Regions from separate parts of the Homo sapiens genome. Here region 1 is linked to region 2. Evidence: chromatin contacts called from ENCODE Hi-C data. All regions are on one chromosome and are shown on one strand. The core of a region is the stretch at or near the end of the contact, and the rest is flanking DNA. Distances in the headings are between cores, read along the strand shown.

Evidence for each region. Hi-C counts contacts between places; a loop is a spot of excess contacts on that map. Pooled maps may share reads with other maps.
Region 1: a map of A673 shows a loop between it and region 2 (3-fold over the local background). The contact joins two enhancer-like sites. A Hi-C loop is called at or near these places in 5 of 168 maps with a recorded cell type or tissue (A673, adrenal gland, body of pancreas and 2 more) and 3 of 50 pooled maps.

Annotation. Positions count from the first base shown.
Region 1 is chr18:22,680,897-22,685,401 of GRCh38, reverse strand. No RefSeq gene overlaps it. Among named protein-coding and RNA genes, the nearest start is that of RBBP8, 250 kb to the left of the region's middle. Within about 2 kb of position 2,146, at least 11 of the 41 ENCODE cell types and tissues checked have a DNase peak (open chromatin) inside an H3K27ac peak, as active enhancers do; they include adrenal gland, body of pancreas and pancreas, where a contact is called at or near this core.
Region 2 is chr18:22,602,896-22,607,390 of GRCh38, reverse strand. No RefSeq gene overlaps it. Among named protein-coding and RNA genes, the nearest start is that of CTAGE1, 190 kb to the right of the region's middle. Within about 2 kb of position 2,715, at least 16 of the 41 ENCODE cell types and tissues checked have a DNase peak (open chromatin) inside an H3K27ac peak, as active enhancers do; they include adrenal gland, body of pancreas and pancreas, where a contact is called at or near this core.

The sequences.
Region 1 (4,505 bases), core at 897-3,396, 79 kb before region 2:
TATGTTTCCCAATGTTATGTATACCAATGGTATACTATTGTATGTTCCAAATTTAAAAATGCATATGTGTATTTACATGTAGAAAAGATAGCAAAATGTTTTCTGTTCCATCTGGATAGTGTGACTCTTGGTAACTTTTCTTCTTTGTGTTTTTCAATATATTAACTTTATAAAATACGTGTGTATTTAGAAAAAATAAATTATATAAAATAGGTTATTTTCAAAGCAAAAATACAAAAATAGAATTATTTTTTCCACTGCAGAGTTGTTCACAATGGAAGTATAAAATTAAAGAATATGACCTTATGGATTTACAATGACTTTATGCCTGGAAGAAAATCTACCCATAGATTCTGGCTTGGCTTATTCATGGAAAATATTTGATGACTAAAGTAGGACCGAGCTCAGTTACCTGTCATCTCAGAGAGGAATTACAACCAAATCTGCCATAAATCAAACTCTGAATCGTAACTGGGGATTGAATTTTTTGTTTGTTTGTTGATATAAAATGTTTGGTGTAGTTGTTACCTTAGCCAGCCAAGGGCATGTTTCCACTTCCTCTTATTACTATGGATTTCAGATTTTATTTTTATTTTTTGAGACACGGTCTTGCTCTGTCGCCCAGGCTAGAGTGCAGTGGCACTACCTCAGCTCACTGCAACCTTCAGCTCCCTGCAACCTCTGCCTCCACGGCTCAAAGGATCCTCCTCCCTCAGCCTTTCAAGTAGCTGGGACTACAGGCATGTGCCACCATCCCCGGCTAATGAGATTTTTTCTGATGTTCTCTCTCCTATGTTCACTTTAGCACTGATTATGACATTGCTTCTGGACTAATTAGGCCACCACAAATAAGAGACTGAGTCTCTCAATTTCATCATCTTTGTTAGTAAAATGGGGCTCACACTCTGAACTGACCTCTCAAGGTTATGTTATGAAGCAAGAGTAGATGTATCAGTCATTGTGGCTCACTGGTTTTTAGGTGTCATTGGTCTTTGGTGACCTAATGCTTGTAAACAATGAACAGTTCTGCCCAGGATAGGATCTAATTGATTCTATAATAGAACGCAAATAAAGTACAAGAGTGTGAAATAGACATGAGAAAGTTTGGAGGACAATATGGAAAGAGAAACCTTTGGAGAACTGACTGGGGAAAAAGTACTTACAGTGGATAAAGTATGACTATTTGGCCGGCACAGGGTAAAGACAGAGAAGGAAGAATAATGGTGACCTCCAATAAAATGAATTATGTTCTCCCTTGTCCCTTCTGTGGGATCAGAAAAGGTTATAGACCTAGTATCACACACTTAAACATTTTAAGTAAGCAGTCAAGTGATGGCATGGGGCCATGGATCCTTCAAAGATGGCACCTGTAATAAATCATAGGCCAATGGTGTGGAGACTGACTGCAGCCAGTAGTGAGGCAGCACTTTATGGATGACATCAAACGGGACAGCAGGGCAATGCTAAGGCCTGACTCAAGAGCCAGCATGCTCCTCCAAGGAAGGGTGCAAGTTCAACTTTGGTTTCTCTCATAGAGTTAACTTAGAAAATTCGGTGCAAATGTAATATTGGACACATAGGTACTATGTAATATATCCCATCAGCTATATGCACATACTTTATAATAGATTCTGTAAGGTTAGAGGGCTGAGCAAAAGGGAAGATTTGGAGATATTGCTATCTTGAGATAAATATTAGTGAATAAAAGGGCTCGGGAGTAGTGAGCTCTGCAGTGCATGCAGTCATCAAAGTTGATTGTGGTGTGTGGCTGCCAGCAGACCTCTCACACTAGCAGGTGCCAGGCACGGAGTGCACCGCTCCCTCAGACATTGACCCCGTGTTAGGGAATATGCTGACGTGTTCTGTTTACTCTAGGAACGAACAGGGAGGCTAATGCTCCACTACTCGAGGAGCAGCCCACGTACCATAAAGGTTTTATAGCTGTTCAAGATAGACTTCAGGTTCATTCTTTCCAGATTCATTCACAGGGAGGGAGGAGGAAAGGGAGGGGATGGTAACAGTAGAGCAATGTTTAACTCAACAGATTCCAATGTCTCAGTGGTGAAGATGATCAAACCCCCTACCTCCCCACCCTGTTGGCTCCACAAACAGAAAACGTCAAGAGTGGGCAACCTGCCAGATGTTCCAGCCAGCGGCTGAATTGAAACAGACCTGCCCTGGGAAGGGAGGGAAAGAAGCACAGCCAAGGAAATTTAAGAAGGAAAAAATGGCAAACTACCCCAAACCTTTGCTGCTGACCCATCTAAGTGTTGGTTAATGTGCAAATTCGAATAGAACTGAAATGTTATTGTTATTTGTATTATTGTAATTCTGTTAGCAAAAATTTTATTATGTGTCAGACACCAGGCTAAGCATTTAAATGCACTTTATCATCTGTTCCCCTCTACTCTGTGAGCTAGGTTCTATTATTGTGCCCATTTTATAGAAGAGGAAACTGAGGTTGAATAATGTGCTATTTAGTGGAGGAGGTGGGATTTGAAGGAAGGTCTGTTATGTGTGAATAAAACTTTATGAGTGTGGTATCAGGGAACAATGTCACACTGAAGTTGTTTTAAGCTGCAGATCTTCAGGATGGAAAGAAGCCAATCCTTTGCTACTGTGTACTTTGCAAAAATTATTTTATGTTTTCCTACAGAGTAGATAATAAGTTTCCTGTTTTAAAGTGGAATCACGAATGAAATTTAGGTTTGCCTGATCCCATAGTTTCCCTGTTTCATGTGACCTGACTGGGAAGAAGTGGAGGTGGAAGGAAATCTCCATTTTTGGTAAAAATGCTGGCGTGATGCATGCCAGAGAGCGGTCCCATTCCCAGATAGTTCAAATTTACATGGTAAGCAGGACTTTCAAATCCCTCCCCATCATTACTGATGAGAAATACTGCTTGATTTGAGGTTCACTTTTCAATTTGAATTTGAAGTTCAGTTTTCTTGATGCTGCTATTAAGCAATAAAAATCATACCTAGAAAAGAAAGAATACAAAGCCTCTTTTTAATTTGTTATTTGTTTTACAGTTTACAAAGCACTTCCTTAATGTAGCAATGGCTCTGCCTGTCCCCTTTGATAATTCTGACTCCATTTTTGTTCAATGAGGAAAGCCAAAGCCAATTCATAAATGTTTATCTCATTGTAATTATAGCAGCCACTACCATTATCAGGGGCTTTAACGCCCTGCACAGCACCCCATGGAGTGGACAGCTTCTTCTGACCAGCAAGGAAATTGAGCTTCAGAGTGTTTCAGTGGCTTGCCAAGGGCATAAAGCTAATAAGTGAAAAAGCCAGGACTCATCAAGCTTGACCGGTGTTCTTTCTCCTACATTACACCAGTTTTCCCCTGGAGGGCCAAAGCAAGAAGGCTGGATAAGGAGCCTCTTGATAAATGAGAGTTGGCTGGAGAAGGGAGGCCCTTAAGGATCACACTGCTCTCCTTCCCAGCTTTTACATATATTGAGAGAGCAAGTGACATGTTTACATTAGTTCTTTCAACAAATTCTTATTTGAATATTGAAAACATTTCCCCCCAGTTTCTAATTCTTGGGTCCTACTGACTGGTTTCCCTGCAGACATGTTTCAGTAACAAAAAGTGAAGGAAATGTGGCAAATTAGAGAAGAGAGAAGAAATAAAAAGACAGCAAGCAAATTCATATAAGCAAGTGAATTACAGTGAAGAGTCTAGAGAAAGGAATTACATTTATACTTTACACAGGGCAAAAACCTGGGCTCAGAGAGATGAGAGAACTTACCAAGTGAATGAAATACAGGTAAGTGTTCTTTTGGGCACTTGACATCCTTAGTTACCCTCAATATAGCTTCTAAACAAGAATCCAAGGTTCCAGCCATTTAAATGTGTACTTGGGAATAAAGTTTACAAATTCCAATGAACTTTCATTGTCCTTGTCCCTCTCTAACGACATACATCTTAATGACTTATATACCTCCCTGACCCTGAAGTCACTGCTCCTCCATTCCCTATAGCTGGAAATACTTCACCTTTTCATGTAAGATCAGTGCCATTCCAGATGCTTAGACCAGTTAGGATTTTGATAAAAGCAAATAAATAAGATAACTCCTTGATTCATGGGTCCACATTGCCTTGTGGGTGGTTCCTCTAGTGTTTGCTTGACTTCTGGATATTAAAACCAAGTTCTCTCCCTGTTCCTCATTTCACCAGGTCCTCTAACTGACCCATTTATTGCCTTTTGTTAAATGCTGACTTTTCAAAATAACACCAAAAACAAAAAACTGAGTTTATTCTTGTTGCAGTAAAAGAGCATGACTTGGACAGAGTCTTAGTAGTGTCTTAAAGTGGAGAGGGCAAAGTCAGGATCTGACTGCAGTCAAGGATTACACAAAGGTGTAAAGACCTAGAAAATGTGGATCATGGGTGGCCAAATTGGAGTTCCTCAGTATACCAAGGAAAATGAATGGTCTTGTTACTAGAGCAATAGGTTGGGATTCCCTAAGTCGGTAACACAATATCAAGTAAG
Region 2 (4,495 bases), core at 1,466-3,965:
GACAATCAGTGTTACTATGTCTGCATAGACAGGGGAGGCCTAGAGTTAAGTTCCATGAGCAATGGAGTTACGCGACCCAGAATAACAAGGCTAGTATGTAGGAAATAGTATTCAATTTTTGTAGGATTAGATCACCTCAGCCCGATAGGCTGGGCAAAAAGCCCTAATGGCTGTGCACATATCCTACCTCCAATAACTTAGATTCCTCCCTGTCCCTGGCTTGGCTACTCCCCCACACTGAGGGCCACAGAGAGGCGATGGAGTTGGTTGCTATGCTGTGCAGAGTTGCCACTGAAATGTGCTGGGAAACCAGGCTTGATAACTGTACATGGAACAGCTTGTCCTGACCACGCTTTCTCTGAAGAGAGCCAGAGGCAATGCTTCAGAGTGCTAGTGGTATGGCTGGGCCTGCCGGGAAGCAGCTCTGAAGCCCTGGCTGTGAGGCTTAGTGAGAAGGAACACTCCAGTGCAGTCATCAGAAGGTGCAGTCCCTGGGATGAGTGTGAGGATGTGAACTGGCTGGGGCAGCAGCACCAGGAGATGACGGTGAGCACAGCTGCCAGGGTCACCCCAGCTCCTCACCGGACATGGCCTGGGCCTGTGTCTCTCTCCCTGCCCAGAGTGGAGTACTAGCAGGCTGTGGGAAGGCTCAGATCGGGTTACCAAGCCCTTTGTACCCCACCCCAGCACTCTGAACTACAGCAAAATCTGGGGCTCTTAACTTTTTGGTTCATGATCCATGGATCCTTTGGGCAGTATGATGAAGCCTGCATTCTCCTTCTCAGACTAATACTTTAAATGCATAAGATAATATATTTAGGATTAGAAAGGAAGCCAGTTATGTGGAAATATGGTCTGAAACATCCCCAGAAACGTCAAGAAATAATTAGGACAGGGTGGAATAAAGGATCTTGAAAAAGGTTAGGGTTCCTTCCGTGCAGCTGGGGGCATGCGTTATCGAAATGTTCAGAAACTAGGTTTGTGATATGAAAATATCTGTGCGTCTGTACAATGCAATGCATAACAAGATTAAGCAGCAGGTCTAATACCATAATTCTCCAATTCTGACACTATAATTCCAAGTAGTGATGAGCATAACTGTTATTTCAAGATACCTGCTACAACTGAAATGTGATTTGAAAAATCTATAGTTTCTAGTGGTAACGAAGTCACAGATATACTGACATACTGATGTGGTGTGCTGTCTACATTCATAAGAAAATGCTAAATTTAAATTAAAGTGTAATGAAAAGAAAGATGTATTTTTTCCCACACTGTTTCAAGGCACCCCCCTAAATTCTATCTATAGACCCCAGATTGAGAACTCCTGTCTTCTGTGCTTGTGCAGAATGACTTCAGGAAAACACACACCTGGTTCCGAGTATGTTTTCTTAGCTCAATACCAGTACCATGTAACTATAGTTGCCTCAGGGTGTGTAATAATGACTAGGCAATGCACAATGCCATTGCAACAATGTGACGAAGGCTAGCCTGTATACCTATGAAATTCATTCCCTGCAAGGCTGTGGAGGGTTGAGCAGGTACAGGCACCACGGCCAGGCACAAACTCTGTGTTATTTTTGTGGGAGCAAAGAAGAATTCTTCTAGTTCCACAAGGTGCGGCAATATGAAAAAATGATAGTTGGACAAGGATGAACTCAGAGGTAATTTCTAACAAGAGTAGGGATAAGGAGAGGAAGCCAGGACTGTGATGTGAGCACAGAGTGGAGTGCTGGGAAAACATGGGATCTGGACTTGAGCCCCAAGTCTACCCTGGACAGCTGAGTGATTTTGGGTAAGTAAAAACGTTCCCTTCTTCATGCTTTTCCCTACCTCCATCATTGGGATTTGTGAGGGACACAGAGGACAGTATGTATATACAAAGGTGCTGTGTGAACAGTAAAGCCCCATCCTCACATCTGCTATTATTATCCTGTTACAAGCCACCTCATGTTTAACTTTACTCCAAATGTATCCCTGGGCAGCCATCACATGCCACACTCTTGCTGCAGTTTGCAAGTTGAGGCAAGTCACTTGTGGTTTTTGTCACTTTTTCCTCTCCAGGGGCAGTACCATGACTGGCAGCTCTGCCAGACAGACTGACTTTATCACTCAAAGGCCAGTAAAAGTGACCTTTGGTTGTCCTGGGAGTCCTGCACCCCTATTTTTCTGATGAAACTCCCTTTGACCTTCGATTCCCCTGGCTTTCCTTTCTCTTAGCTTCCCTCCCTCCTTTGGTCTGGCCTCTGTCCAAACCCTGGGATGGAGGTGAGGGATGGGAGCAGTAGGCACGGGGGTGGGGTGGGGAGCATGGAATGGGGGAGGAGGAGAGGAGAGTCTCCAACCCTATGGCTGCCTCCCTGAGTTCTGCCGGGCACAGTTTCCATAGACAGCCAGCAGCAAGAGCGCATGGAATAAAGTATATTGAAGTCATTCAGCTTTGAAGACTTCCTGTATACTTTTAAGCTGCCCATGACATCATTGCACTGGGTGGCTCAGAACAATAGGCAGGGGTGGGATGAAATGAACCAAATCTACAAAGCATCAAGAACAGAGAGTGAGAGGCTGAAACAGAAACAGCCACAGACTATGTGAACTTTCCTGAACCAACTGGGGAAGAACTGACCCCCCAGTTGTCCAAGATGGCCCAAAACTGTACCCCTCGGCCACCCGCCCCCGTGGACTCGGCTGCTCCTTGTTTTTCAGCTGCACGGTGACCTCGCTCTGTTGCGTGGGACAACGACGGCAGACACACAGGGAAAGTCATGTGACTTGCAAACAGTTCCTCCATCCAAGTTCAATAAATTAGCAGCCAAAAATTTTAATCAGATATTTAATCTTTCCTCCCTGTAAGGGAGATTGAGTGTTTATGGTGGCTGGAGGCCAGGTTAATCTCAGAGAAAGATTACTTGCTGTATCTTTGGTGCTGGGAAGCCCTGAAGAAATCACTGGTGCCTGTTGAGCTCTGCTCAGCCAGTAGATAGCCTATGTCCCTTGTAATTTTCTGTGGGCTGTGTCAGGACTGAACAGTGATGTGACAAGGGATTTCCACATTTTATAAATACAGTGGAATAGGAAACAACCAAAAGAAGTTCTGCAAAAATCAATACATGGTCTTATCTGATGGGTCTACCATGCTGACCTCTTCTTCTCCTTACCTACTCTACACCTTTTCACCTCCTGAAGCCCAAGGATGTCTCAGGGAGAAGGGCTTGAGGCAATCCTACCAGGGCACTCTGAACTCTGGTAGCAGGACTCACCTCTTTGTGAATAATTCACTAATTGCTGACTATGGCTGAAATTTATTAATTTATTTGACAAAGGATGATTGAGTGCCAGGCACTCTTCTAGGATCTTGGAACAAATCAAAAAACACAAAAAGAAAAATGTCTTCCCTAATGTAGCTTATGCTGTAATGATGGGAGACAGATATCTAACAATAAACATAACTAACAAACATATAATGTGAAATTAGAAGGTGACCAGTGCTAGGAAGAAAAGAAATGCACCGGAGAAGGTGACTTGGCATGTCGGGGGAGGGATATTATTTTGTAACAAAATTTATTGCAACATTCCCATGGTGGGCCCCTGAGAACACCACTCCATTAGGATGTTGATAGATGCTATGGAGAAGAAACCCATTCAATAATCGAGGGGTGGAAACGGAACCAGGGGAGAAGGGTGGTAGGCAGAGACATTTTGGAGGATATTGCAGTAGCCATGAAAGACGATGAAGGAGAGAGAAAAGAACAGCCTGGCCCTGGCTGGACAGAGCAGCAACAGCAGAAAGAGGAATCAAGCTTTAAGTGTCTAGACTTTTCCACATGTCTAGTTTTGAGCCAGGGCAACTATGAAAATGAATGGACTTTTAACCCAAATATGTAAGTCAAGAGAGGCAGATATGGGGAACTTGAGTTAGATGTCAAGTGTTCAGATGCAAATGAGCTATGTTTGTAGATGCTATGGATAAAACCATCAGAGTATTAGAAAAATAGCAGTGACAGATACAAAGAAGTGACCGAGAGGTAGGAGAAAACACAGAACAGCAGTCTGTCTCAGGAATACAACAAGCAATGATTTTAAAGCAGCACTTCTCCACACACCTACAACCATCTGATCTTTGATAAAGGTGACAAAAAACAATCAATGGGGAGAGGACTCCCTGTTCAATAAATAGTGCTGGGAGAGCTGGCTAGCCTTATGCAGAAGATTGAAGCTGACCCCCTTCCTTACACTATATACAAAATTCCACTCAAGATGGATTAAAGACTTAAATATAAAACCTAAAACTATAAAAGCCCTGGGAGATAACCTAGGATAGGAAATACCATTCTGGACATAGGCCCTGGCAAAGATTTCATGACAAAGATGCCAAAAGCAATTGCAATGAAAGCAAAAATGGACAAATTGGACCTAATTATACTAAAGAGCTACTGCATCACAAAAGAAACTATTGATAGAGTAAACAACCTATAGAATGGGAGAAAATATTTGC